Regions from separate parts of the Mus musculus genome. Here region 1 is linked to region 2. The links are chromatin contacts, found by Hi-C or POLR2A ChIA-PET in ENCODE. All regions are on one chromosome and are shown on one strand. The core of a region is the stretch at or near the end of the contact, and the rest is flanking DNA. Distances in the headings are between cores, read along the strand shown.

Region 1 (3,756 bases), core at 622-3,121, 45 kb after region 2:
GCCTTTAATCCCAGCACTCAGGAGGCAAAACCAGGCAAATATGAATGAGGCCACCTTGATCTACAGAGTAAGTTCCAGGGCAGTCAGGCTACATGGATGAACCAAGAGTTCAAGTTTTGTGATCCAGCATAGCATGAAGCCCTGCCACAAAGAACACACACACACCCCAAATTTTGACCTTTAAATTATTTCAACATTTACAAATGTACATGCTAAGAGTGTCAGCTAGACAGTAGTGCCTTTAATCGCAGCACTTGGGAGCCAGAAACAAGTGGAACTCTTAAATTTCAGGCCAGGCTAGCCTACAGAGCAAGTTCCAGGACAGACTGAGACACACTGAGAAAACCTGTCTTAAAGAACAAAAACAAATAAAAGGAGTTCCATGAAGGAGAAAGGGTTAACCAAAATCAAGTGAGCCAGGACCAGTGGCACACTGCAGGCAATCTGTGGCAGGAATGACTACATCTGAACTAGATAAACTTGGTATGCAGTCTAAGATCATAAGCCCAAATAAAAATCTTTTAGCCTGGCATACCCCATGCCTTTGATTTCAACACTCCACATGCAAAGGCAGATATTTATTCTGAGTGCCAGGTCAGACAGCAAGACTAACTCAAAATATTTCTTTTCAAAAGAAAAGGCAACTTCAAACTGGGCAGTGGTGATCCATGCCTTCAATCCCAGCACTGGGGAAGCAGAGACAGGCGGAGGCCAGCCTGGTGGACAGAGCAATTTCCAGACAACCAGACCCCCAATCCCAAATAAAAAGACAGAGGGGGGGGGGAGGCAATTTCACAATTCATTAAATATACAATAGAGTTGAAACTGGGAATTCATAATCCATTATACAACTCATGACAAAGGGCACATTCAACTAAGAATCCATAAAATTTCTTCCAGTTTCATTATTAATCTATGCATTCAGGAAATGTAAATTCGCATATACTAAGAGTTCTGACCTCGCAAGACTTTTTCTGTGAGTGCATTAAATAATTCGTGACGGATTTTTAGCTACTTAACTATTTTAAAAACAAATTTGTCTTGAGACAAATAGTTTTCTTGTAATAGATTAAAAAAAATCAGTTTAGCGTAATACGTTATCCACAAAAAAAAAAAAAAAAAAAAAAGAGAGAAAATTGTTTTCCTTCTTAACAGTTTAACCAGTCCTACAAAATTGGGTAACGATAATAGAAACTCCACCCAGTTAAGCAACCGCTTCCCCAAGATTAAGGCGCCCGAAAGAGAGGCGGAAGCCGATTCTTCACCGCGAGGGGGGGGGGGCTAGTCACAGTTCAATTATCCAGGGAGTCAGGACATTTACCCCAAACTCAAGTCCCTTTGTGGGGTCTTCAACGAAACAACGGAGACAGGAGTTCTTAGGGACGACTGCACTTGGGGAACGTCTCCAGGCCCAATGATCGCGACAAACAAGCGCCTGAGTCACCGAGTTCAGCGCCACCAAACTCCGGAGCCCTCTCGCCCGAAGAACCCCATTTTACAAGAAACCACCCCAAATCCTAACCCAGCCACAGCACAAAGGCTCGGCTGGGCCCGGCCGGGCCCTACCAAACAGGCTTAACCCAAACCTATCAGACTTGTGTTCTCAAGAAGCGACACCCACGCTCGGCCTCCACGTCAACCCCACAAAGGATACCAGCACCACGGCTTGAGCTGCTTCTTCTTCTTGCGACCCATAACTGCGCCCTACAGAACAGGCAGAATAGAGGCGGAAAGAAGCTGGAAAAAACAAAAAACAAAAAACCCAAGAGACTCGCAGAGTTCTCCACACCAACCGCCACCAGCGCGTCCCGCAGGAAACAGACACAAAATGGCCGACACCCTCGTTCTATCTCCACCTCCCATCAGCCACCGCGGTGAGAGCTGTGCGGGTCACGTGACGCAGGCTTCGGCCCTGAGTGGCTGAGCGGGCGCTGCCGCCATCTTAATGGGGTTAAGTGGTGGTGGCGCTCCCGGGCTGAGGACGCTGATCCTTTAGAGCTTGGGTCATCCAGTACGTCGGCTATCCCGTATGCAAATTGAAGGGAGGAAAAGATTAGGAGTATAATTAAGGATAGATTACAAATAAATAAAGATAATTGGGACATGGTCAATTTGGGTTTTGTTTTGTTTTGTTTTTTGCTGTTGTGTGTTTTGCTTTTATTTTTTGAGATGGGTCTCTTCATAGCCCTGCTGATAGAGGAAATGACCAAGCTGGCCTCAAACTCAAAGATGCGCCTGCTTCTGCCTGCCAGCGACTGTTTGGGATTAAAGGCACACGCCCGGATTGCGACCTGGTCAATTTTTAAATCTTGTTTCAGTTGCCTTTCGGGAGTGGGGCGTATATGGTCAAGGAAGAGTTACCGTTTTTTTTTTCAGTGAACCACAGTCTAGGAAGCAGTATGGGTGAGATCAGCAGTAGCGATAAGGGAAATGTGAAGTGCTTCAGAATCGCAAAAAGGCAATCCTTAAGCGGCTTCGGAGAACATAGGAATGTTTAGAAAGATGAAAGAAGATGCAGTGGGAGAAAGCTTAAGTTATCTTATTACCTGGGTCTTGTGTCTGTTGTCCCAGCACTCAGAAGGCCAAGACAGAAAATGCTATGAGGCTAAGACTTAGAGGCTAGCCTGGAGAACAAAGCCTGATCTTGTCTTTGAATAAAAAAAAAAAAATTTTTTTTTTAAAATGCAGTGAGCCAAGCATGGATGGTGCATGCCTTTAATCCCAGCACTCAAAAGGCTGAGGCTGGTGGATCTGAATGTATAGCCAGGTTCCTGCCTACATAGAACATTCAGGGTTATGTAGAGAAACCTTGTATCGAAGTTTTAATTACTGATAAAATGCAGTGTTTGAGGATTTGAACTTAAAAGTAACAAGACAGGAAAAGTGTTGCTGGCAAAAGATAATCCTGGAAAATGTGGCAAGGAAGAGTGTAAGAGAATTGGATATTGTATATGCTGAAGTCTCTTGAAACCACAGAAAGGTTCGCAAACAAAAAATGTTGGTGGAACATGCCTGCAATCAGGGAATTCCAGGAGGCTGAGGCTGGAGTTAAAGGTCTAACCTCAGTTACATAGTGAATTAAATAATGCCTGGGATACATGAAACTTCATTTAAAAGTAAGATTGAGGGGCCTGGAGAGATGGCTCAGCTGTTAAGAGCACTGAAACTCACTCTGTAGACCAGGCTAGCCTCAAAAGCAGAAATCCGCCTGCCTCTGCCTCCCAAGTGCTAGGATTAAAGTCATGGACCACCACTGCCTGGCTTAATTACTCCTTTTTTTAACTTTTACAATTTTCTAATACTGCCGCCCAAAGTCTTAGGTTGCCTTTCAATTCTGTCTGAATTCTGTCTTCGGGACAACCTATACTGTGTTTGCACAGATCTATGAGAATCTGATGTTTCTGAGTTCATACGGTTGCTAGGACACTACCCTGTTTTCATGAGATGAACCCCATAAGTGGAATCAATAGGACTCTACAAGCTTGTGCTTTAAAAATGTAGAGTCACAGCCTTGCCTTTAATCCCAACACTGGGAGGCAGAGGCTGGCAGATCTCCAGCCTGGCCTACAGAGGGTTCCAGGACAGCTAAGGCTACACAGAGAAACCCTGTCTTATCAAACAAACAAACAATAAACAAATCAGTAAAAGAGAGAAAGAAAGAAAAAAAAAAGAAGTAAAATCAGGGAATATATCCATGAAACATTTCATGAGTTGTGTTTTTATATTTTCTCAACAAACCCAGGATATTGGGGTCAT
Region 2 (3,975 bases), core at 1,440-3,939:
GCAAGTCTTTCAACAAACTTTAGGTCTATAGAAAGTTTTGGCTGAAGGACATATCAAGAATAAACAATTCTAAGCCGGGCGTGGTGGCGCACGACTTTAATCCCAGCACTCGGGAGGCAGAGGCAGGCGGATTTCTGAGTTCGAGGCCAGCCTGGTCTACAAAGTGAGTTCCAGGACAGCCAGGGCTACATGGAGAAACCCTGTCTCGAAAAACCAAAAAAGGGCTGGTGAGATGGCTCAGTGTGTAAGAGCACCCGACTGCTCTTCTGAAGGTCCAGAGTTCAAATCCCAGCAACCACATGGTGGCTCACAACCATCTGTAACAAGATCTGACGCCCTCTTCTGGAGTGTCTGAAGACAGCTACAGTGTACTTACATATAATAAATAAATAAATCTTAAAAAAAAAAAAAAGAAAAACCAAAAAAATAAAATAAAATAAAAAACAATTCTATAACTCCCTCCTAGAGAAATTCCTATCAAAGCTTCAGTGTGATACGAAGAGTTACTCACTTAGGACAGACGGCTGCCTCATGATGGATTCAGGTCCTGTTAAAGTAACTTTTTAATCTGTCCCACTTTCAACTGTTAATAATTATTCAACTGCTTGACCCTGTAACAGCCTTTCCCAAGTTTGCTGTGCTTATTTTGGTGACCATGACTAGTTAACAATGCTCTAAAAAAGCATCATGACTTGACAAAATCCAAGATTTTGATACTCATGATGGAGTCCGGAAAAAGTAATGCTGTCACCCACCATGACTCAAGCTTACTCTAACAGGGGAGCTGGCAGGGGACTCTTAGTATAATGAGCAACCACTCCTTTTTTTTGTTTTGTTTTTCTTTTTATAGTATCTGTATTTTACTTTTCTTTAGAGGGTTGTTTTTTTTTCCCTTATTTGTTTGGTAGTTTCATTTGGAAAATAGGTTAAGGTTCATAAAGGGTCTGATAAAGGTGAAATACTCTAATGGCAATGTTTATTAGTAATTTCTACTTTCTGAAAGGCAAACAAATCAGGCACTATGCACAAAAAACTTTTATGCTCCGCAGATTATTAAATATTAAAGTGTGATCTAAATATTAAAGTGTGATCACAGAAAAATGTCTTTGTAAAAACATCCGATGGCTATGGTACTCTGCTCTAAAACGGACACTATCAGAACTTCGAAATGAAACTCTTCATGATTCCTTCACAATGCACTGTGCTCTCTCGTCTCCTCTCCTTTCTAGTATTCCCAGAGTCAAGAACTTCAAGCTGTTGACAGTGTCCTTTCTTGGTACAAGTCTTGTGTACAGAAATTCAAGACTCAGCAACTCAGTTAAGTCAACATAAGCATCAACATCCTGGCAGTCCCTCATATACCTGCATTCACCAACAACTTGTTGATCCAATCCGAATCTCCCAGGCTACATTTGAAAGCTCACGCCGGGCGGGCATAGTGGCACACGCCTTTAACGCCAGCACTTGGGAGGCAGAGACAGGCGGATTTCTGAGTTCAAGGCCAGCCTGGTCTACAAAGTAAGTTTCAGGACAGCCAGGGCTACATGGAGAAAATCTGTCTCAAAAAACCAAAAAAAAAAAAAAAAAAAAAAACCTCACATTACCACAGGAGGAAGCTCATTCTCTAACTGAACCCTTAAGGAATGAATATTAAAAGGCCTTCTCTGCCATCAACCACTTATTTCTATTTACACCTGAATCCCAGTAGAAAGCGACCGGCTGGAGGTTCCTACTTCAACTTTCCTGTTGCCCTACGGTTTAAGACAATCACGCTATGGTATTAAAATTTTTCTTTTTCTCCAGCAATGTGCGGCCCGCCGGTCCCAAAAAGTTCCCTGAACGACAGCCTCTCAGAACTCAGAACTAAACTTCAACCCCTACTGGGAAAAATGAGTCACCTCCTCTGTCCCGGCGGTCCCACTCGGACGACACTTCAGCTCACAAGCTACACCGGTCAAATACCAATCTTAAGCGTGTGGCACCCCTCAACTTCCCACACCCAGAAAGTGGCCCTCTGCTGCCGGCGGCTGCGGCTGAGGGCTGGCTGTAAGCGACAGCTCCCAGCGTCCCGGAAGAAAACTCCAAGAGAAGCGCTCGCGCTCCCACCCGGAGCAACCTGTGCTGATAACAACGGCGGGAAATGTCAGTCCTGCGCGGCAGTCGCCCGGACCTCTCAACAACACACTCTCCGACCCGTCTGTCCCGGGCCGCCACTCTCAGCCCCCGGCCAGCTCGCGCGGGCCACAATCGGGGACCCTTGAGGGGTAGCGAACCTGGCCCGGCCCGCTCGCCACGCTGCGCTGCGCTGCGCCCACCGTGAGTCAGCAGGCAGCAGGTGGACGGGCCGGCTGCCTAGGGGCTTCCCGCCCGATTGGAAGCCATGGGGCTCCTGGGGTCCCCGAGCGGCCTGCGCCCCCAGCCCGGCCCCCCTCACACACAGTGAGTCAGCAGCACCATAGCCGGCTAGCCCGGCCCCTCTCCGCCGCCTCCGACCCACACAGGCCGCGCCGGGACGGCGGAGCCGCGGGGACGGCGCCAGGCCCTTTACCGATGGAGTGGAGGATGTCGATGGAGGCCTCCCGGTCGGTGCTGAGTAGAGACTGGGCTCTCTGGAACTCCACCACCGCTGCGGCCGCCATCTTACCGCTCTCACACCGTCCCCGGCCGCGGCCGCCGACGCCGGAAACACACACCCGGAAGACCCGCCCTCGCGTTCCTACCAGAAGACCCCGCCTCCCTTCTCCGAGCACCCCGGGAGTTGTAGTCTCTCTGCCCCGTGGGTGGCCCAGGAGCGTCCCGCAAGCGACAAACGAGCTCCCCCATCGCCATCTCGCGGCCATCTGAAGAGACAAACCGAAATTAATCCCCACCACTCCAAAAGAGGCTGAGTACTCAAGGAAAGCTGCTTGGCTGTTTGTATAGTATCCCCGTGTAACCAGTCACTCATAGCGATAGATGATCTTTCAAATTGCCTATTATGTGGCAGGAATAGCACCGTTCAGATTCATTCAGATGTTTTGCAGGGAGGACACATACACACACTCCCTTCCAGGACGGAAGAAATCGCCAATGTAAAAGAACACTGTCTTTCACAAATAGCCATTCCATCATCGGACAGAGCTTCACATTGTGGATTGAAAGTCATCTTTGACCCAATCATTCAATCTAAATAGTTCTTGAGATTCACATTTGACTCATACCAGCTTTCCAGCTCAACAATAGAACAAAATTTTCCTCCCGTATCTCCAATTCCTTCAACTGTAATAGGATATCTGTGAAGATATCAAGGGAAAGGGGAAAAAAGCATGTTTCTTATCACTAAGGATCAACCTAAAGATGTTGCTAAACCTATACAGAGGGAGACCTTCTAAGTTGATGACAATCTGGAAATTAAATAGCTGTGCTGTATAAAAAACTAAGTAGAACCAACATTATACTCCTCTATGACTGGACTAATCAATCTCTATACCTGTCTCCTTTCATTTGTCCAACAATACTCAACAAGAGTCTTTGAAAAAATATTTAATTAATACCTAAGGAAACTGAAGGGAATAAAGTGACTGACAGAACTGAGACCTGGTAGGAAAGACATTCCCACCCTTTGCATTTTCTAATGAAATCTGGGTAATATCCCACCATGCTGGTAACAGAAGTCCTGACTTTGTTGTGTCACGTGAACTAAACTGGCTTCCAAATTCTCCCAACTCTGAAATTCCATGAACTTCGGTGTAATGCTGTGATCATCCCCCCCCCCCCACACACACACACACACACACTCACCCAAGAAGTCATTCCTTCTTTCTCAATCTGATGGAGAGCTAATGAGACTATACTGAATTCATTTGTTGTTGTAGTTTTTAAGTTTTTACTTCTATGTCTGTCTGTCTGTGGGAACTCACATGCCATGGCATGCACATGGAGAAGGGAACTCTTGCAGAAGTCAGTACTCACAATCATGGCCAGCCCAGAGATTGA

Evidence for each region. Hi-C counts contacts between places; a loop is a spot of excess contacts on that map. ChIA-PET counts read pairs that join two places held with the same protein, here RNA polymerase II (POLR2A).
Region 1: a loop to region 2 is called in a map of T-helper 1 cell, with 2.3 times the contacts of the local background. The contact joins the promoter of Zfp207 here to the promoter of Psmd11 in region 2. A Hi-C loop is called at or near these places in 2 of 37 maps with a recorded cell type or tissue (T-helper 1 cell and left cerebral cortex). POLR2A ChIA-PET finds 5 or more read pairs at or near these places in 5 of 5 experiments (Patski and embryonic stem cell).

What each region holds. Positions count from the first base shown.
Region 1 is chr11:80,381,394-80,385,149 of GRCm38, reverse strand. It overlaps Zfp207 (zinc finger protein 207), which reads right to left and starts at 1,871. Exons shown (of 12, transcript NM_001130169.1): 1 at 1,655-1,871. The coding sequence starts at 1,695.
Region 2 is chr11:80,427,329-80,431,303 of GRCm38, reverse strand. Psmd11 (proteasome (prosome, macropain) 26S subunit, non-ATPase, 11) reads right to left here and starts at 2,689. Exons shown (of 14, transcript NM_178616.3): 1 at 2,549-2,689. The coding sequence starts at 2,639.